3 separate regions of the Mus musculus genome follow, and regions 2 and 3 are each linked to region 1. A link is a loop called in an ENCODE intact Hi-C map of the cell type or tissue named here. Cell type or tissue: heart. All regions are shown on one strand.

Region 1 (8,000 bases):
CATCTGCCCCATTGTAAAATGTCACAGGGTAAATGAGGAATTAATTTCAGTTGATTTATTTAATAATATTTACCCATTTAATGTTTCTGAAATTCTCTTGGGAAATAGCAATGAAAAGATGGCACAGTCTGTGTCCCCTTGGGGCATACGTTCTAGTGAGAGACAAGACATTGATTAAACCATTGCACAAATAGCTCAACCATTAGAATATGAGACATGACATTTAAGGAAAGGGAAGGTGCTCTGAGCTAGGGAACCTCAGCAGGCAGGCAAGGGAAAATCCCGACGCTTTACCATGGAAGGTAAAGGAGACCCTAGAAAATGGACCCACGACACAAAGATGAGGGGATTAAACACTGAAGCCCACTGTGAATGGGTGCAGCGCCATCAGCCTGAAATCTCAGCTGCACAGGAGGGTGTGAAGCAGGAGGATCTGGAGCTCAAGGCGGTCCCAAGTGTCACAGAAGGAGCCTCAGCCCCATCCCAAATGAGCAAACCAAAGACATAAAAATGTGAAGGAATGGAGAGAAACTGGGGGCTGCATCAAGATGGAGTTGCTGCTTGCCTACATCATCCACAGCAGTCTCCGCAAACCTGCAAGGTTAGATAGACTGTTGGTCCTGTCTTTTGGCAACTAAGTATAAGACTTTAAGCGAGTGGTTACATTAACTAATTTCACTGGAATATGTTACATCAAGTTAGTGCAACAAGTATCCATTGGATTGCTTTTCCCGGTGTTGCAGGTTCAGAGCAAAACAGACTTTTCCTTCTGGATTATGGTCCAATTAAAGTTACTGATAGTGTACCCACAAAGATCTATTATGTTACACATGTATGCCATTATATTATGGTACTTTATATCATGCAATATTAGAATTGTATAGAACTATAGCTCTCAACTTTAAAGTCTTAACATTTTACACTCAATAACATGGGCCTACATAATGTTCAGTACACTAGACCTTAAAACTGTGCACTAAAACTTAACACATTTAATAGTTTAAATATGACCAACAATAAACCAAAGAGTGCTAATTAAATTAATACTGAACCATGTTAATATACATTCGCATATATTAATCTAGAATATGCAGAAGAAATGACATTGTTTTATCTAATTTTTAGGTCTGTGCAAGAGTAGATAGCTGGATTTTCTTCTTTGCTTATGTCGTAGTAAATATTGGAGATTAGCAGCTCTTACAAAGGTTTACTTGTTTCCTTATGCAAAATGAGAGAAAAAAAAAAGGTCACATTTCCTAACATTACCTTCAGTCTCAACAAAAAGTCATTATTAGGAAGCAACTGGTCAGTCAGGATGCAAACAAGTGTGCTGCGTTCTTATACTTGCTTGAAGTTTTAGGATATAGTCATTAATGGCAAGTATGTTTTCTCAACAGTATCTGTCAGCTACCTAAGTCTCTATAATTATATTTTAGTCAATTTCAGTGGCATAGAAAGAACCCTTCCTGGTGCACAGGGATATTTGAGGTCACAGTTCAGAAGCGCTTTTCCCAGGGACTTCGGGGAACTCTGATGTGGAGATAGAGAACAGTGCTTTACGAGAACTTCTGTCTTTACACAGCATGTTAAAGAGCTGGGAGGTGAGTGTGCCAGGTGGTGAGGCTCTGCAGGAAGGGGAGAGTGTGGCTAGGGACTGATTGCAAGCGCAGTGGGGTCACTGTGTTCAGCAAAGCAGTGGTCTTCACCCTTCATTTTTGTCTTAGTCAGGGCTTCTATTCCTGCACAAACATCATGACCAAGAAGCAAGTTGGGGAGGAAAGGGTTTATTCAGCTTACTCTTCCACATTGCTGTTCATCACCAAAGGAAGTCAGGACTGGAACTCAAGCAGGTCAGAAAGCAGGAACTGATGCAGAGGCCATAGAGGGATGTTACTTACTGGCTTGCTTCCCCTGGCTTGCTCAGCCTGCTCTCTTATAGAACCCAAGACTACCAGCCCAGAGATGGTCCCACCCACAAGGGGCCTTTCCCCCTTGATCACTAATTGAGAAAATGCCTTACAGTTGGATCTCATGGAGGCATTTCTTCAATTGAAGCTCCTTTCTCTGTGATAAGTTGACACAAAACTAGCCAGTATGATTTTGTTTTAAACCCTTTTTATTTTATAGATATGGGTATTTTGCCTGCATGTATGTCTATACTACAAGCGTGTGTGGTGGAAGAGGAGGGTATGGGATCCTCTGCAACCACAGATGCAGAGGTTGTAAGCCGCTATGTGGGTGCCGGGACTCAAACCCAGGTCCTCTAGGAAGAGTAACCAGCACTCCTAACTACCGAGCCATCTCTTCAGCCCACCTCCATCACTCTTAATCACTGACCTGCAGATGTTAACACTAGAAAGATAAACACCATCTTCTAAGTTATGGAAATGTTCTTGGCCTTTCAGAGACCCTCCCCCAAAGGGTCAGGAGTCTTCAGAGGTGTGTACAGCACGTATGTACTGACTTAGAAAACAAAGCCGAACTAGAATTTGCATAGGTGGTTAGAGAAGGATGGGGGGAGATTACAAGAGCAAGAAGATGGCAGTCAAAACCCTGGTTAGAAAAAGTAAGGTCAGACTGGATAGTTAGAATAGGGAATAACGTGTTTATAATCTGTAGGTTATAGTCAGATCAAGAGCCGTGTTACGTACCCAGCAGGGACGCCCAGGCTTTCCGTGAAATCACTGGGAGCAGCTGAAGGGTTTTGTCTCGTGTGGGACTTGAGCATGTTTGTTTAGAAGTGTTAGTATGGGGTGAACTGGAGAGCAGTGAGTATGTAGTGTGACTTGTGATTCAGCCACTGAGAGCCCAGCACAGGGTGGGTGATACCCCAAGGGTCCTGAGGGTTGGGGAGACAGCTTTAGAAGGAAACTTGAGATGAAACTGGAGCCAGAAAGGTCAGAGGTTATCTGCACTGTATTTTATCTCCCCAGTCCCTCCTAAGGGCATTGTTAGAGAAACAGACACAATCTGGGCGTTTCTGTAAAAGGTCCCCATAATGACTTTGTCCTCCCAGATGACTGAGAATGCTTCCTTCTGATAACGCATTTCCTCTTCATGCTCCTGCCAGAGGCTTCCAGCCAGTGTTCATTACTAGGGTCCAACAGTTGAAGTTGTCCCAGTGGCTAGCACATTTTCTTCCACCCGCCTTCTCTGGCCCAACCTTTTATCTTTATTGACTGTTCATTATTGTTCCTGCACTCACTCTCCGTGACAATGACATGCCTTCTTTTAGCGGGTTGCTCCTGCCGGGCAGCACAGCAGTTCAGGGTTCATACTGCTTTTGCAGAGCTCTTGGGCTCCTTTCCAGAGCCCATGTCAAGTGGCTCGCACTCCCTCTAACTCCAGCCTCAGGAAAGCCGGTGACCACTTCCGGCCGGCCTCCTAGAACCCTGAACGTACATGTAGAAACCTACACTCAGGTGCACGTGCATTTACATAATAAAGAATAAATCTTTTTTTTTTAAAGTGTTTTTGAAATATACCGAATGGAAGGGCAGAGTACAGTTTAGTGGTAACCTTTATAGCCTTAGCATACTTTCTTTATTTGGGGAACAGGACCTTCCACTTTAGTACTTTATTTATTTATGGAACGGGACCTTCTTCCACTTTAGTTCTATTTTCCTCAAACTGAAGACAACTAACGTGTCTGATACCACATACTAAAACACCAAGGCTCAGTTTCATAGAAATTCATCAAATTTAACCTGGATTCTACTTCAAAGTCAGCTAGAAGCAGTGAATGATAGAGTGTTACAGTGCCCACTAAAGGCAGCTCATAGCTAGGAAAGGCATGAGAGAGAGAGAGACAGAGAGAGAGAAAGAGAGAGACAGAGACAGACAGAGAGACAGATGGAGAGAGGGGAGAGGGGTGGTAGGTATGAACACCCAGGGATGACAAGGTTCAGGAAAGGACACATTTAAGTAGAGAGCACCGATGGGTCTCCCTTACTGACCTTTGTCTGTACCCCAGACTTTAGGCTGATTGTCTCAGCAGAGAACACGGTCTTTTCGCCATGGCGCTAATCCTGAAAGGATAACATGCATACACCAAGGCATGTGACTGATTGTCTGCAATAGAGTTGGGATTTGAGCCTAGATCTCCTGGACCCCAAAGTCCTCATTCTTTTTTCTCCTTTTGGCTTCCTAAGTAACAGTATGCAATATCTTGTTTTAAGATACCAAAAATGCCATATACTGTGAGAAATATTCAGGCATAAAAGCTTAGCCACTTTTAAGAATGTGTGTGTATATGTATATATGAATATGCATATATATGTGTGTATATAAACATACATATTCATGTGTCTGTTTATGTGCACATATGTATATATGTTTATGCATGCATGTGTGTATATATGTATATTCATACATATGTATATATATGCATATGCATACATATATGTGTATATATGCATGTATTATATATATATATATATATATATACACACACACACACACATGAATGCACACATACATATACATACACACACATATATACACAACTCCTAGCCATCTAGCCAATCAGCTGCCTTTAGTGGGTACTGTAATACCTTATCATTGACTGTTTCTAGCTGACTTTGAAGTAGAAGCCAGGTTGAATTTATTGAATTCCTATAAAACTGAGCCTTGGTACATTAGTGTGAGATATCAGACACTCCTCAGCTCTTGTCAACATATACACACATAAACATATATATTTAAATATATACACACATACGTATGCATGTGTATCTTTCTGTGTGGGTGTATGTGCATGTGAAATCAGGTGCCCAGAGAAGCCGGAAGGCATTGGGTCCCCTGGAACAGCATTTACAGATGTTTGTGAGCTGCCTGATGTGGATGCTGCCAACTGACCTGTCATTTGCAAGAGCAGCAAGTGCGTTGAACTCTGGCTGTCTCCCTGGCTCTATTGTGAGCTTGTTCCTTTGGAGCATTTAATTCATAGACCATTTCTAACAACTGAGTGAGGTTTTATGAACTCTCATTTTTATTCTTCCCTGTGATGCATTTTAAATGCTTTCCTGCCATTGTCATAAATGAGTCGTTGGGACTGGGTGTTGTGGATCCCATCCCTGCACAACCAGCAGCACTTCTAAGACGGCCTGAGTCGAAGGGGGAAAGCAGTATCTCTATGAGTCTGACAAATACAGAGATGGATGCTTGCAGCCAACCATTGGACTGAGCACAGGGGTGGGGGGGTGCTCCAATGGAAGAGTTAGGGGAAGGACTGAAGGAGCTGAAGGGGTTTGCAACCCCATAGGAAGAACAACAATATCAACCAACTAGACCCCCCCCCACCCCCCAGAGCTCCCAGGGACTAAACTTTCAACCAAAGAGTACACATGGAGGGATCCATGGCTCCAGCTGCGTATGTAGCAGAGGATGGCCTTGCTGAGTATCAATGGGAGAAGAGGCCCTTGGTCCTGTGAAGGCTCCATGACCCAGTGTAGGGGAATGTGAGGGTGGGGAGGTGGGAGTGGGTGGTAGCGGGTGGGAGAACACCCTCATAGAAGCAGGGAGGGGGATGGGATGGGGATTCCTGGGGATGAAACCAGGAAAGGGGATAACATTTGAAATATAAATAAAGAAATATCCAATTAAAAAAAATCGCCCAATGTATGCTGACCTACATGGCCCTCTGTTTCCTGAGACTCTAGGTTTTCCTTCCTGTTGATTTCAATGAAATTAAAAATATCAGTTTCCACAGTAAAGGTCAATGGCTTGAGAGGAGCGTGGGGCTTAGAAAAACTGAGGGAGAGCACCCCTGCTGAGTACCCTGAGCAGATGAAGAGCACCATAGATATCTTACCACGTCAAGAAAACCCTTAGGTGACTGCCAATCTCATGTCACCAGGGGTGTGACCTTAGGTGACTGCCAATCTCACGTCACCAGGGGTGTGAAAGACTGCAACCTTGAGGGAGTCTGTGGAAGAAGAATTGCACAGGAGGGAAGATCTGAAGACTTGCTGTGTTCCACCATACCCACAGCCGTGCTCTGCTTAGCTCACAGTCGGTCTGGATAGCTGTATCAGGAAGAGCACAGTCAGTCTCTGGATAGCTGTATCAGGAAGCTGGAAGTCTAGATAACTGACTCAGCAAACTGCAGCGTTCATCCTGAGCTGAGGAACCTGTTGGCCAGCGCCTCTTTATTTAGAAACAAAACAGAGACTATTGACTTGGGAGCACTGACTTGAACAATGGAGCAAAGGGGGTGTCTTAGTCAGGGTTTCTATTCCTGCACAGACATCATGACCAAGAAGCAAGTTGGGGAGGAAAGGGTTTATTCGGCTTACACTTCCATACTGCTGTTCATCACCAAAGGATGCAGGACTGGAACTCAAGCAGGTCAGAAAGCAGGAGCTGATGCAGAGGCCATGGAGGGATGTTCTTTACCGGCTTGCGCAGCCTGCTCTCTTATAAAACCCAAGACTACCAGCCCAGAGATGGTCCCACCCACAAGGGGCCTTTCCTCCTTGATCACTAATTGAGAAAATGCCTTACAGTTGGATCTCATGGAGGCATTTCCTCAACTGAAGCTCCCTTCTCTGTGATAACTCCAGCTGTGTCAAGTTGACACAAAACTGGCCAGTACAGGGGGGCAGTTTGCAGGTATGAGTTTGATGAATGGGACCTATGGGGTTTAAGATATAACAAATTAGATATGTTAAAAGTAGTTGAGATATCACTAACTAAGAAGGAAAACACAGGTGGGTGGGGAAAAATATAGAGTTACAAAGTAACATTGAAATTATTGTACTGAAGACCAAGAATCCTACGACTTAGCTTACAGGTAGGGCACCATGAAAATGCACCAAGACACCAGGAACTGGTGAGCATTGTTTGGGTTCCAGCTGATTCTGGAATATAAGGTGGGGAGCTTTTTCTTAAATGTTCAAAAGTGTAATGTAGGGACAACCATCTTGTTTGTGGTGGAAACCCCACAGCATCCTTCTGAATATGGTGTAGACTAAGATTTCAGATGGAGTCAAGGTTTTATGCCAGCGGATGGACAATGAACCCAGACATACTGACCTGGGCGTCTGAGACCTCAGGAGGCCAGCCTCCAGGAGGACAGTCCTTCTCTCTCACAGCTTGGATTGTACCAGTCATCTTCAGCTGGATGCTGCCTCGTATCTAGAGGGCAGTATGTTGGAAACTCCTTGTAGACACACACTCTCTCTCTGTCTCTCTGTCTCTCTCTCTCTGTCTCTCTCTCTCTCTCTCTCTCTCTCACACACACACACACACACACACACACAGCTCTTTTGCTCACACTGCCACTGACAGCTGAAAATAAACAGATACTGGTTTATTCTAGAAAAGGAAATTATACAAGAGCTTCCTCGGGCACTTTCACTTTTCCTTCTCATCGTTTGATGTTTCTTTGCTGTTTTATTTCTTGTTTTGAAGACTAAACTGAGATTCCCCCCACCCAACACCCCAAAGGTGGAAAGCCCATAGGAAAACAGGAAATTAAAAAGAACGAAGTTGTGCTGATGAAATTGGTCACACTGAAGCCCCCAGGGCTTACGAGAAGGCTGTGAGGGTAGCTCCCCGCCCAGCAGGATGGCACCTGACTGGAGTCTCCCATAAGACTCCATTTATTTCCATAGCTAGTTAATTCTCTATGTGTGGTGCTTTGGGTGGGACCCAGGGCGGGGCTAGTAACACTGAGTCATCTCCAGGCCTAATGGATTCCTTTTAAGGAGATTTTATTTCAAAGGTCTGTCTTCATTATGCCTTCCAGTCTAGTTCAGAAAATTTAAGGATATCTAAAATTGTGCAAGAATGCCACTAGACAAAAGAACTGAGCCCTTGTCGTGAGCTGGAGGGAAATGGTAACAGTGATGCTGGCAAACGCACACGCCAGATCAGGAGGCCGTGGCATGTAAGAAGACATTGTAATGATACAGTCCGCTATTTACAGGCGACCACATCTGTGCCTTGTAAGAAATAGCTGAAAATAGCAAGTTCTGCCACTTGGGGGAAAATGTGGA
Region 2 (8,000 bases), 62 kb after region 1:
CTCTAGACTAGACACCTGCCCACGGGCACCTATTATCACTTACTGTCTTAGTTACTTTTCTATTGCTGTGATAAAACACCATGACGGAGGCAACTTACGAAAGTGTTTACTTGCGCTCACTGTTTCAGAGGGTTAAGGTGGCAAGGCATATTGATGGCGAGCGGTAGGCATGTTGGCTGGAGGAGCAGCTGTGAGCTCACATCTTGATACGGGAATAGGAAGCAGAGAGAGAGAGAGAGAGAGAGAGAGAGAGAGAGAGAGAGAGAGAGAGAGAACAGAGCTTACTGGGACTGGCATTGGCTTTTGACACACCAAAGCTTGCTCCAGTGACACACCTCCTCTAATAAGGCCACACCTCCTAATCCTTCCCAAACAGTTCCACCAAGTAGGCAACAACTATTCAAATGTACGAGCCTGGGGGATCATTCTCATTCAACACCCGCACAGACCCAGTGTCGTCTTTCCCGTGTGCCCCTACACTACACTAGGATCAAGGACTCTGCTCAAAGCAGAAGCCTGGCCTGCATTGTCCTCTTCCAGCCCCTTCATTACACCTTGCATCTATCCTGTCAGCTTCAACGTCCTTCACACGTGCATCCTTATCTGGTGTTACCTACAATGTAGGTCCCCCTGTGCCTGTGTTCACGCAAGACCACCACCAGTGCCCCCTCCCATCCTTTGTTAAACTCCTGGCTCCTTTTGGGGTCTATACTATTCTTTGTAAGGCGCCCTCCTGCGTATCTGTCACTTGGCTGGCCCATCTTCCTCATCTTAACGCTGCAGTCAGAGCCTGGCTGGAAAGCACCTGGTGTCCTGGCCTCCTTGACGTGGGCAGCTCGATGAGGAAGATAAACCTTACACCTGCCATCTTCCTCCCTGACCTGATCATGTCAGTCATCCCAAGACCTCCATGGCCCCCTCCTCTGGAAGTCTGTCCCTGGAGGTCTGGAAGTCTACTGTAGTGTTTTCAACCTTCCAGATGCTGCGACCCTTATACCATAAAATTATCTTGTTGCTATCTCATAATTTTGCTACTGTTATGAATTGTAATGTAAGTATCTGATGTGCCAGATATCTGATATGGGACCCCTGCAGGGGTGTGACCCCCAGGCTGAGAGCCACTGGTCTGTTGGCCAAGTCTAGCACCATCTGCTCTTGCTTGCTCTGCTGTGCCTCCCATCTCCATGCATCACATCGAAGTCCCTTTTTCTCTTTCTTGTTCTCAGCCTGTAGTGGACACGTGAACAGTCATTGTGAACAGAACCATGGTAATGTCAGAATGTTTATGTGAGAAAGGCTAGAGACAGTGCACTAATAAAAGGGCCTAGGAAACTGACCTGGAAGCCATATCTCCATTTAATGTTTGACAGTTTTAGGGTTTTTTTTTTAATTAGATATTGAAAAATAAAGATGCCTAATTGCTTCATGTTTGTACAAAATTGAGAAAGAGATTGGTTTTCCATGTAAAAATATTGTTTTAGCTCATTTAGAGGGCACTAGAATGTTCTTTCTAGCCCAGTCCCAGGGGGAGGGAGGAAGAGGAGTGCGGAGGACATAAGGAAGGGCTGAGCCATGGACCAAGCTTGAGTAGGGGATTACTTGTGTGTTCAGTTGACGAAGTGTGGGTTGCAAGCTTTGTGTCTGACTTACACACTTGCCTTCTGACCCTCCCTGTGGCAAGCTTTGTGTCTGACTTACACACTTGCCTTCTGACCCTCCCTGTGGCCCGACTCAGAACATCATGTTTTACAGTGTTTGCAAATTACTAACATTTTCATTTAAAGAAAAAAAGAAAGAAAAGCACTTCCTGCCTTTTAAATGTTAGCATCTCCTATAAATAGACTGCACTCAGCACAATGAGGAGTGGTAATTCCCAGCATGGAGTCTGACACCAACCTTAAAGAGCCACACTGTCCTCTTCTCTCCTGTCAGTTACATTGTTTTTGGAGTTTTGGAAGCGGCGCCAGGCAGAGCTCGAATATGAATGGGACACCGTTGAGCTACAGCAAGAGGAACAGGCCCGGCCAGAGTATGAGGCCCAGTGCAATCACGTGGTGATAAACGAGATCACTCAGGTACGTGTCTGTTCTGCTGCAGTGCAGTGCTCTCCTATCCCTGCAGGTTCTCAGCAAGGGGATGCAGTGCAGTGCTCTCCTTACAGGTTCTTAGCATAATGATGCAGTGCACTGCACTCCCTACAGGTTCTCAGCAAGGTGGTGCAGTGCAGTGCTCTCTCTGCAGTGGTTCACAATGTGATCCACCAGGCCATCATGGGGCTTGAACAGTGTAGGTGCCTGAGCCCATCATGGCACCATTGAGGTGCTGAGTATCCCAGATGTGTCTGGACACTGCTTAGGACAGTGTATGTAGAAGACCACTGTGGTCCCTCTCTTACAGTAACAGTAAAATGGGTATATTTTAGAGAGTGAAAGGGGCGTGGTTGTTTAAGGAAGCCATGTTGGCATGTACAGATGAGTCTCAGTCATCACAGGCAGCTTCCTTACAGCCAGTTATCATCCTAGGCTAGCCCAGCTGCCCTTCTGTCTTGTGCTCAGCCTCAGTCACTGGCCCAGGTTTTGGTTGGGCTGTACACAAAATAATCCTGTGACTCTTATCCTAAAGTCATAAGGGGTTGAAGGACGGGAATGCCTATGGCCCTACTGTGTACCAGCACTGTGTGTGGCATCTGTCACTGGAAGAGTCTGCCTGTTGTCACTACTGCTGCCAAAAGAAGAAATCTCCCCCTACCATCCCCAAACCCCCAATAGGTGATTTCTGGATGTTTGCAGTATTTCTGTCAACAGAGCTGTTCTTAGTCATCAGTGTGGGAATCTGTTCCCACAGAAGGTTTTGAATAGGAGCCACCACTCCTGGAAGGAAAATTCTTTTACCAAGTGTCTGAAATGTCCCCAACTGTAGTTTTCTAAGTCAGTACCCTCCAGATTTTCAGACTGTGGGTGCTATAAGGGATGGGGAACACCTGAGCATCCTCATCTTATAAATAGCATAGCAGGTAACATTTGGGATGCAGGAAGCCCCCATCCTGAATAATGACTGCTGTGTGCTAGAGAGGACAGGGCAGGACCTAGGATATTCCAGTATGAAAGCTGTAACTCACGCAATGACAAAGCCTCCAGAGAACCAGAGGGGAGATGGTCCGGCCATTTAAAATGGTCAGCTAATGAAATAACCCCCACCCCCACCCCACCCCCACCCCCACCCCCACCCCCACCCCACCCCGTGAAATGCTGTTTGATAAAATTTCCAAATGAAATTTCACTGTTCTTTATTCCTTGTTCTTCCTCTGTTGCCTTGTGCATCCTCCTGGGTTAGAGAGCAGAGTCCTGCGCTGCTGACACTGCAAGCTGAGGCTCAGGTCCTAACCCAGCAGCTTATGGACGGACTGATCCCAGATCTGCGCCTCAGTCCCCTCATCCATAAAATGGACGTGATAGAGTGTCAGTGCTGCTATATTGAGGATTGGGGAGAGGGGTGCATCTGAAGGTCACTTCGGGTACCTGGCACAGAGTGAGCACCAGCTAAGGTACACACCTGGTGCTACACCTCTGGCTATTCTTCTGAGGAAATCAGGAAGAGTCTTGTCTTTCTCTCTTGGTAAATTATAAGATGGAAACTCTCCAGAAGTTCATTGTTATACCACACTAATATATAAAATTTGAGCAGGGCATGGTGGTGCACGCCTTTAATCCCAGCACTTGGGAGCCAGAGGCAGGCAGATTTCTGAGTTCGAGGCCAGCCTGGTCTACAAAGTGAGATCCAAGATTGACAAGGCTACACAGAGAAACCCTGTCTCGAAAAACCATAAAAAACAACAAAACAAACAAACAAACAAAAAAAAAACCTTGACCAGAACCCATGGCTCTGATGGCTGAGAGCCTTTGCCAGGTGAGTAAAAATCCACCACCAAAACAAGCCAACCCTGAACAAGACCTCTCTGTGTCTATCTGAGATTACTAACTAACTAAGAGGTCACAAGTGAGAACAGTATGCCAGCAAGCTGGGGTTGGTTTGTTTTTAAGTCTAAGATCTGTTGATGCACCCCGAGATGTCAGCAGCTGTGTTGGTGCTGCTCCCTTGACCAGCCATTTCTGTTCACCAGGAGGAGGAGCGCATCCCATTTACCACCTGTGGGAAGTGCATCCGGGTCACGCTGTGTGCGAGCGCCGTCTTCTTCTGGGTAAGATGTCTCGAGCCTCTGTTTGAGTAACTGTTTAACTTTCTTTTTATTACATGACACTTTTTTTTTTTTTTTTTTTTTTTTACTATTTCCTTTAAAATATTGAGGGAAGTGCCAGGCAGGTATGGTGCCTACATGGTCTCCTCTAGAAAGGTGTAGTTGCTGCATGGTCCCAGAGAGAGATGGCGCTAGAGCACTCCCTGGCTGTCACGTGGAGTATTGCCAGGTCAGGGTTCCTTCTCCATTGTCCACTGTGGCTCTTCTGTTCCTTCACTCAATTCCTGTCAGCAGATCAGGGGTTTCCGGCAATTACTGAAGAGCCCAAGTAGGAGGCAGTGAGAACTCTAAGAAATTGCAGCAGCAACAACTAAATGTTAATTAGTTAATGTTTAAATCTTAGGAATTACCATACCAAAAAGATAAGCCAAAGAAGAAGGGATAAGGGCTGGTGAGATGGCTCAGTGGGTAAGAGCACCCGACTGCTCTTCCAAAGGTCAGGAGTTCAAATCCCAGCAACCACATGGTGGCTCACAACCATCTGTAATGAGATCTGACATCCTCTTCTGGAATGTCTGAGGACAGCTACAGTGTACTTACATATAATAAATAAATCTTTAAAAAAAAAAAAAAAAGAAGAAGAAGGGATAAAAACTAAAGAAAAGAAAAGAGGTTTTAAAATCTCATTTTAGACGAGAAAAAAAATTGCTAAATCCATCAGACTTTACAAACTAGCTCTGTTTGTTATTAATAAAAGCATATTAGCTCAATAGTGGTGGCGTACACCTTTAATCCCAGTATCCGGGAGGCAGAGACAGGTAGATCACTGTGAGTTCAAGGCCAGCCTGGTCCACAGAGCAAGTTCTAGGACAGCTAGGAATAAACGAAGAGAAACCCTATCTCAAAAACAAAACAAGCTAACTAAACTATTAGTAGTACAATTTAATGACAGTTTTGTTTGGCTTAGGATTAAAGAGATTAAAGAATGTGACGTGGCAGCCGGATCCAGGCTCTGAGGCAGGGATTTAATGCATGAGGAATGAAGACTCGTAGCTCCAGAGTGAGTTAATGAACACTGGAAACACCTGCTAGTTGCTGAGGCAAGGAAGGCAACCACTTGGGATGGCATGCCGTAACAAATGCCAAAATACCTTAAACCACAAGCCATCAATTAGAAACAAAACTGAGTGAAGGTACTTTCTGGGTCTAAAGCGACTTTTCTAAACTCCACTAGCAGCGGAAGGCATTTAAGAAAAGTCAGATTTTGACACACTGGATATAAACGAAATACCCGAAGACATATAAACACACGGGAGGTGACACAAGGCTGATACCTTAGGATGGAGTCCCCACAGCTGCAGGAGCTCAGTAGCAGGTGACAGCACACGTATGCACCAACCGAGAAAAATACAGTGGCCCATATAGGAGCGCATCCTGAACCTGGTAGGATGAGATCCGTGCTCATTGCACATTCTGCTCTCTGCCTCTCGGGGGCGCCATGTCGAGGTGACGGGCTGCCTTGTCAGCCTCTCCCACTAGAGCAGGTGATTTTGTTTCTCAGTCTTTCCTAGAAAGCAGGTGGCTCAGAAAGATGTGTGTGTGTGTGTGTGTGTGTGTGTGTGTGTGTTAGCTTACTTTAGCTTTTACAGACTGTCCATCAAGAACCACCTCAAAGTCCGGAGTGGCCGCACTGATCTGTCATGTCAGTTTTCACAGATCCAAGACAGGATGGCTAATCCGAAGTCATCTTGGGCCACACAGCAAGATCTTGTCATGGAAGGGATAGGTGTTATGGAGAGGCGAGAATATTTTCACAGACATTATCACATTTTATAACACAGGTGCTCACACATAGGCCTATACACACTTGAACACCACAGCCTAAAATGGCTTACTTCAGACTCAGCCAGACAGTGGAAGGCTGCATTTCCATAAAAAGAGTTTGCTCATGGAATATCCATGATGTGTGATATTCCTAAGGTTTATGATGAATTCAAGGGAAAGAAAGATACAAATGATACAAAAGGTGGCTTTTAATGTGCAAATAAGGCATAATTCTGAAATAATTTTGCTTTTCATAGTTATCTTACCTATTTTCTTGAAAGTACTTTTTATAATTAAAAGGTTTGTTTTTGGTTTTGATTGGAGGTGATAAAGCCAATTTCCCTTTAGTGTATATGATAGTGACGTTGGGTTTCTCAGTTTCTGAAAGTCTGGGTATAATTTTGGTGAGGTCTGGTAACTACAACTTAATTATCCAGTAGGTACCCAGTCGGCTGAGGGTTTAGAGAGGTTGACTCTACAGAGGAAAGGCCAGCTTCTCTCCTCGAGGGGGAAGGGATCTATGTCAGTCCACTGTGGAGCTCTGTACAGTGATCTGAAATATGTCAGAGTCCGAAAAAGATAAACCTGAGGGGTGAGTGTGCCCTGCTCCAAGAAGACCAAGCAAACCCAGCAAAGTCATGGAGCCCTAGCAGGTTTTATAACAGCCCTGGAAGGTACCAGCATTTGTTACCCAAGCCAAGGGCGGGGCAGGCCAGTGGGAAGCAGAGCTTTGGAGGTCTGTGTCTGACTCCCACGCTTCCCCCTCCTGTGGGCTTAATCTAGAACAAATTTTTACTCTTTCAGCCTGTGTGGCATCTCAGGCTTCTAACCCTGCCTACAGGGTACAGACTAATTAGACAATCCACCGGCAAAAGAGTGTCGAGGTTGGCAGTGAGGGCTCACTCCAAGGGTGCTCTGGTGATGAATAATTACAAAAGTAACTGGGGGTAGGGAGTGGGGAATTATTAGCAAGGTTTTTATTAAATGGCCTGTTTGGGAAAAAGGCAGTGACTTCTTCCATCAGCATAATACAATTTTTCTCAGCCTTAGTTAATTTACACATGTGCACACACACACGCACACGCACACACACACACACACAGATCCTTTTCATTTCACAAGACTTAACTGTGAAAGAGGAAAGGAGATAATGAGCGAGAATACAGGGAAATACAATGCCTTCTCTGTATGCAGATGGCACAGCAAGGAAGGAAACGTCTTTTTTAACACTTTGTTTGCCATGGTCATAGCGAATACTACCCAGTGCTAGTCCTAGGCCTTAGAGGAGTATTCTGCCCATTGTATGGGGAGTGTGAAGCCAGGGGAGTGGGGAGGGGGGTTAACATGTTCAGGGGTCCGCAGCCAGCGGCAGAGCTGGGGTTCCCATGCAGGGATCTGTAGCTCCTCTTCCCTATAAGTTGACGTAGGGTGTGCCTTGCTAGGTTCTGGAGTTCTTGGTCTCTGTAGCTCCCCGCACCCCCACCTTGGCTGTCATCATGAGCAATGAGACAGAGCCCACGGTACTAAAGTATATCCAAGGAAGAAACCACAGGGACAAATGGTTTAAAACGGCCTCTCCGACGGTGTTTAAACCAGTGCTTCTCAACCTTCCCCATCCTGTGAACCTTTGATACAGTTAGTCCCTTGTGCTGTGGTGCCTCCTGACCATAAACTGGCCAGAGGAAGCAAACCCGTTTACTGAGAAAGTACCATCATGTGTAGGCTCTGTTGAGGGCACCCTGGTGATCCTGGGAAGTGGGATTCAGAAGTGCAGCAGGTCCACAGAGCGGAGCTCCTGGGGATGCAGGTGCGCATGACAGCTCAGGGACTCCTGAGTGTGAAACCAGGAGAAGCCCTTAAAGCAGAGAGCTGCTGCCAATACCAGCTACCCGGTACCTCGGCTGGTGCTCCAGTCAGACCCTGCTGCTCCCGTGGTAAAGGCAAAGCCAGCCCCCATGGACTGTTCGTAACTGGTTCTCTG
Region 3 (8,000 bases), 110 kb before region 1:
AAGATACTCTCCCACAGATATGTCCAATAGATCAATCTGATCTAGACAGTCCCTCCCTGAGACTTGCTTTCCAGGTGATACCTAGATTATGTCAAGTTGTCCTTTAAAACGAACCCAGCTAGCATTAAGGTAAGCTTCAGATTTGATGAAGGAGCCATTGTCACAAAACGAGCAAGGAACTGGCACCAGGAAAAAACAACAACAACAAAAAAAAAAACAAAAAACCAATGCAGGACAACAGAACAGATGAAGAACTCACATAAGAACCAGGGGAGTTCCAGCCACACGGCCTCTGACAAAGATGCCAAAAATGCATGTTGTGATAAAAGACAGTGTCTTCAATAAATGGTGCTTGGAAAACCACAGGCAGGAAACTAGATACCTATTGCTTATCCTATACAAAACTCACTGAAAGATAACTCAGCGATTCAGGGTACTCACTGCTCTTGTAAAAGACTAAGGTCCAGTACCCAGGTTCCCTAAAGCAGCTCACACTGACTGTAACAGTTTCAAGGAATGTGATATCCACTGGTCTCTGAAGGCCCCTTGTGGTGTACATAAAAATCACACACACACACACACACACACAAACACACACACACACACACACACACACACACACGGAAGGAGGGAGGGAGGGAGAGAGAGAGAGAGAGAGAGATTTAAAATTTTTAAATGACTTTTAAAATAGACTCTACATAGATGAAAGCCTGTTTAATTACAGCTCTGAAATTAATAGAGGAAGAAGTAAGGAACACATTTTAAGATATTGACCTAAGCAAGCATTTTCGTAATAGAACTCAGCTGCACAGGTAATCAGCCCAGGAATTGGCAAATAAAATAACTCTTCTTTATTTCAAGGAAATAATGAACCGACTGGAGAGACCGAGGAAGTCTTTGTTAGCCATGTATCTCATGGAGGATTAATATCTAGACTACATAAAGATCTAAAATCAATCAATCAAACAAAAACAAATAACAATAGTTCAAATGATTCAGTCAGTAAATGGGCCAATCAAATGAGCTGACGGTTCTCAAAGGATGAAAAACAAATGACCGATAACCACATGAAAAAAAAAAAACCTCAACATCACCACCCATCAGAAAACTATAAATAAAAACTACATTGAAATCTCATTTTATCCCAGTCCGAATGGCAAGTTATTGAGAAAACTTATATCATGGCCAAGTTGGCTTAGTGGACCAGGGCACCTTTGACAAATCTGACAACTTGAGTTTGATCTCTGGAACCTACACAGTGGAAGGAGAAAACCAACTTCTGCAAGTGGTCCTCTGACCTCCACACCTATACCACAGCACACCTATACCACAGCACACCTGTACCATGGCACACCTGTACCATGGCACACCTATACCACAGCACACCTATACCACGGCACACCTGTACCATGGCACACAACGGCACTAAACTAGCAAATAAGCAATCATTGGAATGGAGACAGTAAGTACCAAGTAGGATAAAGACAAAAAGAAGCCAATCTATGTTATTGATGAGTGTAAGCTAGTCCAGCCACTACAGAATCAGTTTACAGGTCCCTTTAGAAACTATGAACAGACCTTCCGTGTAACCCAAGCAGGCTTGGTGTCACCCAACAGATCCAAATCAAATGCCACACTTGCATGTCAATGTTTATCACAACACATTTCACAGTAGTTAAGTTATAGAAGCAACCTGGGGCGGAGCAATCCCAGATGGAGAAGTAAAGGAAATATGGTATATACACACAGTAGGATTCTTTTTTCTTTTTCTCCCATAAAGAATAGAGCTATGTCATACCAAAAAAAAAAAAAAAAATGGATGTACCTATAGATAACCATAATGATTGAATTAAGCCAGTCTCAGAAAGATGGCTCAGGCCTCCAAAAGGTCCCTCATTGCCCAATTACCTGACTAACTCCACCATAGCATGCTAGGAACGTGAACAGCAGGCCCGGGATTACAGTGACCCTCTGGGGTACCTGCCGAGGGATGCTGTGTGCCTATTACTGTGGTGGCTCACAGAATCGAACAGCACTGTGTTGGAAGGTTGCGGTGTCAGTAGAATACAGAGACCGGAAGAGTACATTCTCTTAGCCTTCTTTCCCAGAAAAATGCCCAGCGAAACCATTAGGCTATCACGGCTGTCGTTATGATTAAAATAGAATGATATTTCAAATGCCGAGGATTAAAATCATTATGAGAATGAGGCCGTCATCAACAGTCGATTCTGGCCATTTTCCATTCTACAGACTCTGCTCCATTTAGCGGTTCTAGAAAGCTTTGTTCTTCTCATCAGATGGATGAGGAAGCTGCGGTCTGGGGAGCGTCCCATCTGTCCGAGTTTGCTTTCTATCACTGTGGTAAACAGCTCTACCCAAAGCAGCCAAGGACAGAGAAAAGCTTATTTACTTACTTCCGTGTCACAAGCCCATCAATGACGGAAGTCAGGGCAGGAACCTGGAGACAAGGATTGATGCAGAAGCCATGGAAGAGCGCTGCCTTGCTCACCATGGCTTGCTCCGCCTGCTTTCTTATACAACCCACGACCACCGGCCCAGGCGTGGCACCGCCCACAATGGGCTGGGCCCTTCCGTGTCAATCACCAATTTAAAAAGTGCTCCATAGACTTGCCTTCAGGCCAATTTGATGGAGTCATGTTCTTAGCTGAGGCTCCTTTTCCCTAACTTGAGTCACATTGTCTAAAAAAAAAAAAAAATCCTTACAAGCATTGAACACTTTCCTTGAGCCTTTTCACACCAAATAAGTGATATAACTGGTATTGAACTTCCGGTCACTTGACAACAGCATCTTATTTCCTAACTTACAATTCGGCTCCTGAGATCTCACTTCTCCAGTTACTGAGGCATGCCAAGAAAATCCTAGGTCCTGGATGCTCTAAATATACCCTACTTTCGTTTACCTTTCGGGCAGTCTTGGGTTATCTGGAAACAGATGCGGAGGCCACTCTTGGGCCACTTACATTTGTACCTCACTAAGCTCTGTAAGTAGCCCTTTAAGAGTCCAGCCCCCGCCTATAGAAGGGGAGAAGACAGAAAAGGGCTAAAGGTGGACCGGCCAATTGTGTTCTCACTGTAGCGCTGAGTACAGCTGAGAGACTTTGGAAATAATGAATAAAATTAAGCTCCAGGATTATAGTCTCCCTTACGTCTTCACTCATCTGGATATAATGCAATGAACTGGCCAATAGCCAAATCCCACTTACAATTGTAAGTATGAAAAGGGAAAACCTCGGATATTATACTTCTATTGCTTTAGATTGTCTTTCCTTTTTTTTTTTTTTTTTTTTTTTTTTTGCTAGATATCTAATTGCTATGAAACTAGTTTTCCAGATTCGGTTCATTCCTTTAGAAAAAATTTTGAAGTTGAGCTAATAAACTGATTTCCTGTCAAGTTTTTTTTTTAAGACATTCCTATAATTTTCCCATGGTGCTTTATTTTTTTAGACTTGTTTTATAGTATGCATATGAGTGTTTTGCCTGCGTGTATACATGGGCACAGCATGCATGCCATGCTCATGGCGGCCAGAAGAGGGCACCAGATTCGCTCTTGGAACTGGAGTTAGAAATGGTTGTGAATTGCCATGTGCATGCTGGAAATGGAACCTAGGGCCTCTCTGTAAGAGCAACAAGTGTGCTTAACTGCTGAGCTATATCTCCAGCCCTGAGAGTGCTTTTCTAGGATTTAAAAAAAATGCTAGCAATATTAATAAGCAAACGTTATACAAACGATAGTCTATTCTGTTTTTTATGCTTATTTCTAGAAAAAACTCACAACTCACAATTCCCCCTTAGTTGTTCTTTCCTGAGGTTACCAGCACTCTTTGAAGGACTCGCTCTCTAATTCCTAAGTCCCGTATCTTTAAGCGACTGGCATTTCTTCGCTCAATGAAATGCAGAGGAGTGTGGGTACAGGGACAGGGAAGGAAGAGTTAATTTCTACACTATGAAATACTCTGATTTTTAGAGCAAAGAAGAGAAGACCTAGAAATTAAATTTTAATAGACCTCTAGATTTGGGCAGCAATCAAAGGTTCTCTCTATAGTAACAATTACACACATCGCTGATCTGAGATCAAATATTTATGTCTTCCTCTCCCTGCTAGAGAAAATGCTAGCATTTTCCTGGCTACAGATATCACCAGGGTAATGCAATAGAGGGTCAAAGAGACGAAAGATGTCTTTCACGGTGCAGAAAGGAGTAGCGTGCCTGCCAACGATTGAGCACAACTGGAAATGAGTCAAAATGGGGACAAAGTACTGTGTTTGAGTAGATATTTTAGGCTATAATTCTAACTTCTACTGAAGCACTGTCTTGCCTATCAGCGAAACACATACAAAAGAAGATAAAGAAGTCTTGTGCCAACAGGAGACAAAAGCTCTTCCCACCTCTTCAGAGCACTTTCATTTTCAGGAGTGAACAGTTTGAATAAGACACTTCCATTATTCCTTAGGGGGCATGCAACCGTTTAAAAAAAAAAAAAAAAGGATGAAATACAGAATATACTTCCCCATGAAAAAATATTTCCATTGGAGTTTCTAATATAGAAACCAGTAACAGATTGAATTCTGCTTACACGGGATGCCACTAAACAGTGATAATGTCCCCTGCACCTTGGAGGACTGGGGCTTGCTTCTCCTGACCCACTCATACCACCACCAGCAGCAGCACACTGTCAGCTGCCACCGGCTGTAGCTTTGGTAGTAATAAAGTCTGTGCTCCGTATCTTTTTCGGAAATATTTATAGAGCTGCCTTTGGGGAACTTTGGACTTAATAACTCACCGTGCATTCACCTAGATTACCTATTCTACAAGACCTTTTCTTCTGTTTTGTTTCTTTTGTAATTTGATTTCAAAGAGTCTATAAAATTCTGCTAATTTTTATTTCTCAGTGAGCTCAAAATATACAACCCAGTTGGTCCAACCGTGGCCATGCCCACGTCTACACTTACTCTAGTAGGGGGATAGTGAAGCTCTCTTCTGTTTATCGGTGAGATTGGCTGCTGACTGTTGTAGAAAATATGTAATCTCAGTCAGAGGCTTCTACCCCACCTTTGGTTATTCGATTTCCAGATAAAAGACAAACACAACCTTTAATTTACAACATGCCTTTATCAGTACTAAAGCTGGCCAGATATCTACCTTCTATGCTATCAAAATCAATTTTCCTATCAATAACAGAGTTATGATTTACCATATTCCATCTGGGCTGCTCTCAACTCCAGTTGGCTAGCCCTCACAGCCATGGTACCCCATGGTGTCTTCTCCTCTCCCTACCTTCCTCTCTTTTCGTGGTCTCCTCAGACCCCAAGCCCAGGAACCCCAAACCCCACCCATGTCTCTTCAGCCTAGCTATTAGCTGTTGACATCTCTATTTAACCAATAGTTCTAGATTAAGGAGCAAGGCCACATTGTGCATGAAGATTCTCTCATTCCTGCAAGCAACCAGGCCTTGGGAGCCAGTATTCATCTTTACAGTATGTATCAAAAGAGCAAACCTCAGCAGCTAACCTAACTCTGCCTGCCGTTGGGCCTGGCTAACCTTCCAAGTGTCTGGCTGGCTATTAAGATGGGCTCTCTTACCAGAGTAGCCAACGTCTTGTGGAGCATCATGCCCAAGTTTTATTGTGACTACTGTGACACATATCTTACCCATGATTCTCCGTCTGTGAGGAAGGCACACTGCAGTGGTCGGAAACACAAAGAGAATGTGAAAGACTATTACCAGAAATGGATGGAAGAGCAGGCCCAGAGCCTGATTGACAAGACAACGGCTGCATTTCAACAAGGGAAGATCCCTCCCGCTCCGTTCTCTGCTCCTCCACCTGCAGGGGCCATGATCCCACCTCCCCCAGTCTCTCGGGCCCTCCTCAGCCTGCCACGATGCCTGCGTCCCACATGGGAGGCCCTCCCATGATGCCAATGATGGGCCCCCCTCCGCCCGGAATGATGCCCGTGGGACCAGCTCCTGGGATGAGACCACCCATGGGAGGCCACATGCCCATGATGCCCGGGCCTCCCATGATAAGACCTCCTGCCCGCCCTATGATGGTGCCCACCCGGCCTGGCATGACCCGGCCAGACAGATAAGAGCAGAAGCGCTCTTGATGGTTTTGTATTTCTTGTTCTGTTCCACCAGGAGCTCTTGGTGCTGAGCCCGAGTGTTTACTACATGCATGGAAAGGAAACTTCCCTTCCTAACTGAATATTTTTTGGAGGGAGAAATAATACAAAAAAGTGCAGTTTTCACTTATATTGTGAAATGTGAAAATAAAATCATCAGCTCTTTTAGTTAAAAAAAAAAAAGATGGGCTCTCTTAGTTATCACATTTTTTGTAGCAAGCTTATAATTTTCACTGTGGGCCTTTCCCCTTGCTAACTACAAAAAGCTCTCTTGCCTTAGAAATAGCAGATCAAAGAAAGACCAAAACTTAGGAGGACTAACGCCAAAACCCTGTAGCACACCATGTCCAGCATCACAGGTTTGTGGCACAATCATCTGGGTGACAATAGCACTGTCACTGCCACCCCTGGCATGCTCAACCTCTCTTCGGCCAGTTCTACCCCACCACACCTGCAGTTTTTCCTCACAGGCGTCCCACAGTCCTGGCATCTCCAATGCAGCTTAGGCCTCTGGGCTTCATATAATGGCTTCTTGGGACCTCCCTATAAAGAAGCACAGACCTGGCTGCGGGCTGCATAGCTGCAGAGGCTTTCTAGAAACATGGAGAAGTGATGGGAAATAGCTCCAGGGTTATACGGGAATGGGACCAGGCAGGAAGGGAGCCCGTGGCACTGGGGGTGGGCGAGCCTGTGGGCCGGGTGGCTGTGAAGTGCTTGTGAGTAGAGACTGGCATAACATGGACCTCAATATGCTGATGGGACCCAAAGGCGCATGTTAGTGGAAGAGCTACATGTCATTTTTGCTAGAGATAGGTGTAATTTTAATTTTTTTCAAATCCTATTTTTAATGATAGTTCTTAAACGCTTTAACCTCCCTTAAGGTCTATCACCCACCAGAGGGAGTGGGGGGAGGGTGAAGAATACGAACAAGGAAGCGGACCTGTTTAGAAAGGTTCTTTGGAGCAACTCTAGTTGTCTGAGGTGTCTGGAAATCAGCAGCTCAGTTCACAGGTCAACAGCAGCAGCTCGATCCACTCGAAGATATCTCACAGATACACCAGCAGTGCAGTTTGGTAGAGTCTGGATAGCAAACATGACTTGGCTTGAGTCAGCAGGAGGGACCAAGAGGAACACCAGGAGAAGTTCTCAGCTGTACCTCTCTCAGGAAAGCAAAGATCAGCAAAGACATGAGACCCACAAGCATTGCACAGCTAGCTGTACCAGCAAGCCGAGCTCTGTCTCTGTCACTCCGTAGAGTCCTACTTAGACCCTCCAAACATCATGTATCCTCCACGTGCCTTGCCTGCCTCAGCACAGGTCTAGCCTCATCGCATGCATCCAATCAGCCTGAATGGAAGTCACAAGAAACGGCAGCACAACAGAAGTTTTTTGGTGCATTTCTCTCTATGGAGCCCTGGCAAATGCAGCTCAACTATGCAATGTAAGACGGACCAATGCATGTGTGCTGTTAGCAGAGGATCTTTCATCACATGTCCTTTCATGTGCTCACTTTAGCAAAACATCCTCTCTCCTGTGTCTGCTTCAGCGAAATGTTCCTTCCCCTGTTTGCCCCAGCAAAACACCATCCAGCTGACTTTCCAAAGAACCCTTAAGTTTCCATGTCACATAAGGAGAACAACTCCTTTTTTGTAAGGGGGAACCAGTTTCCTGAGTCCCAGAGGTAGAACTGGGTTATGTCTGTTTGCCAGGATGTGGTTAAAGGAGTTTCTTCCAGACCTGACAATTCTGAATTCAGATAAGCCATCAATGAAGGTGAACTGTCATACTTGGTATGAAGATTGAGTAAGGAAATGTACACATTAGGCAGAGCCTGCCACCAAAGGGGTGCATGACGGATT

Evidence for each region. A loop is a pair of places that touch in the nucleus more often than their neighbours do. Peaks named below come from ENCODE experiments on the same cell type or tissue, not always from the same donor. Only the 100,000 strongest peaks of a DNase experiment are listed, where the experiment ranks them.
Region 2: a loop joins it to region 1, with 1.9 times the contacts of the local background. A loop is called at or near these places in 5 of 42 quality-filtered maps.
Region 3: it touches region 1 in a loop (4-fold over the local background); 8 of 42 quality-filtered maps call a loop at or near these places.

Annotation. Positions count from the first base shown.
Region 1 is chr15:95,877,773-95,885,772 of GRCm38, forward strand. All of the region lies in intron 2 of Ano6 (anoctamin 6), which reads left to right. Among named protein-coding and RNA genes, the nearest start is that of Gm41389, 30 kb to the right of the region's middle. In heart, a CTCF peak has its summit at 3,770; a DNase peak (open chromatin) is centred at 3,019; H3K27ac peaks cover 3,824 bases.
Region 2 is chr15:95,939,278-95,947,277 of GRCm38, forward strand. It overlaps Ano6 (anoctamin 6), which reads left to right. Exons shown (of 20, transcript NM_175344.4): 11 at 1,933-2,075; 12 at 4,121-4,198. Among named protein-coding and RNA genes, the nearest start is that of Gm41389, 31 kb to the left of the region's middle. In heart, a CTCF peak has its summit at 4,403; no DNase peak of the experiment used is centred here.
Region 3 is chr15:95,770,125-95,778,124 of GRCm38, forward strand. It overlaps the pseudogene Gm8849. Among named protein-coding and RNA genes, the nearest start is that of Ano6, 17 kb to the right of the region's middle. In heart, a CTCF peak has its summit at 3,542 (motif pointing right); a DNase peak (open chromatin) is centred at 3,568.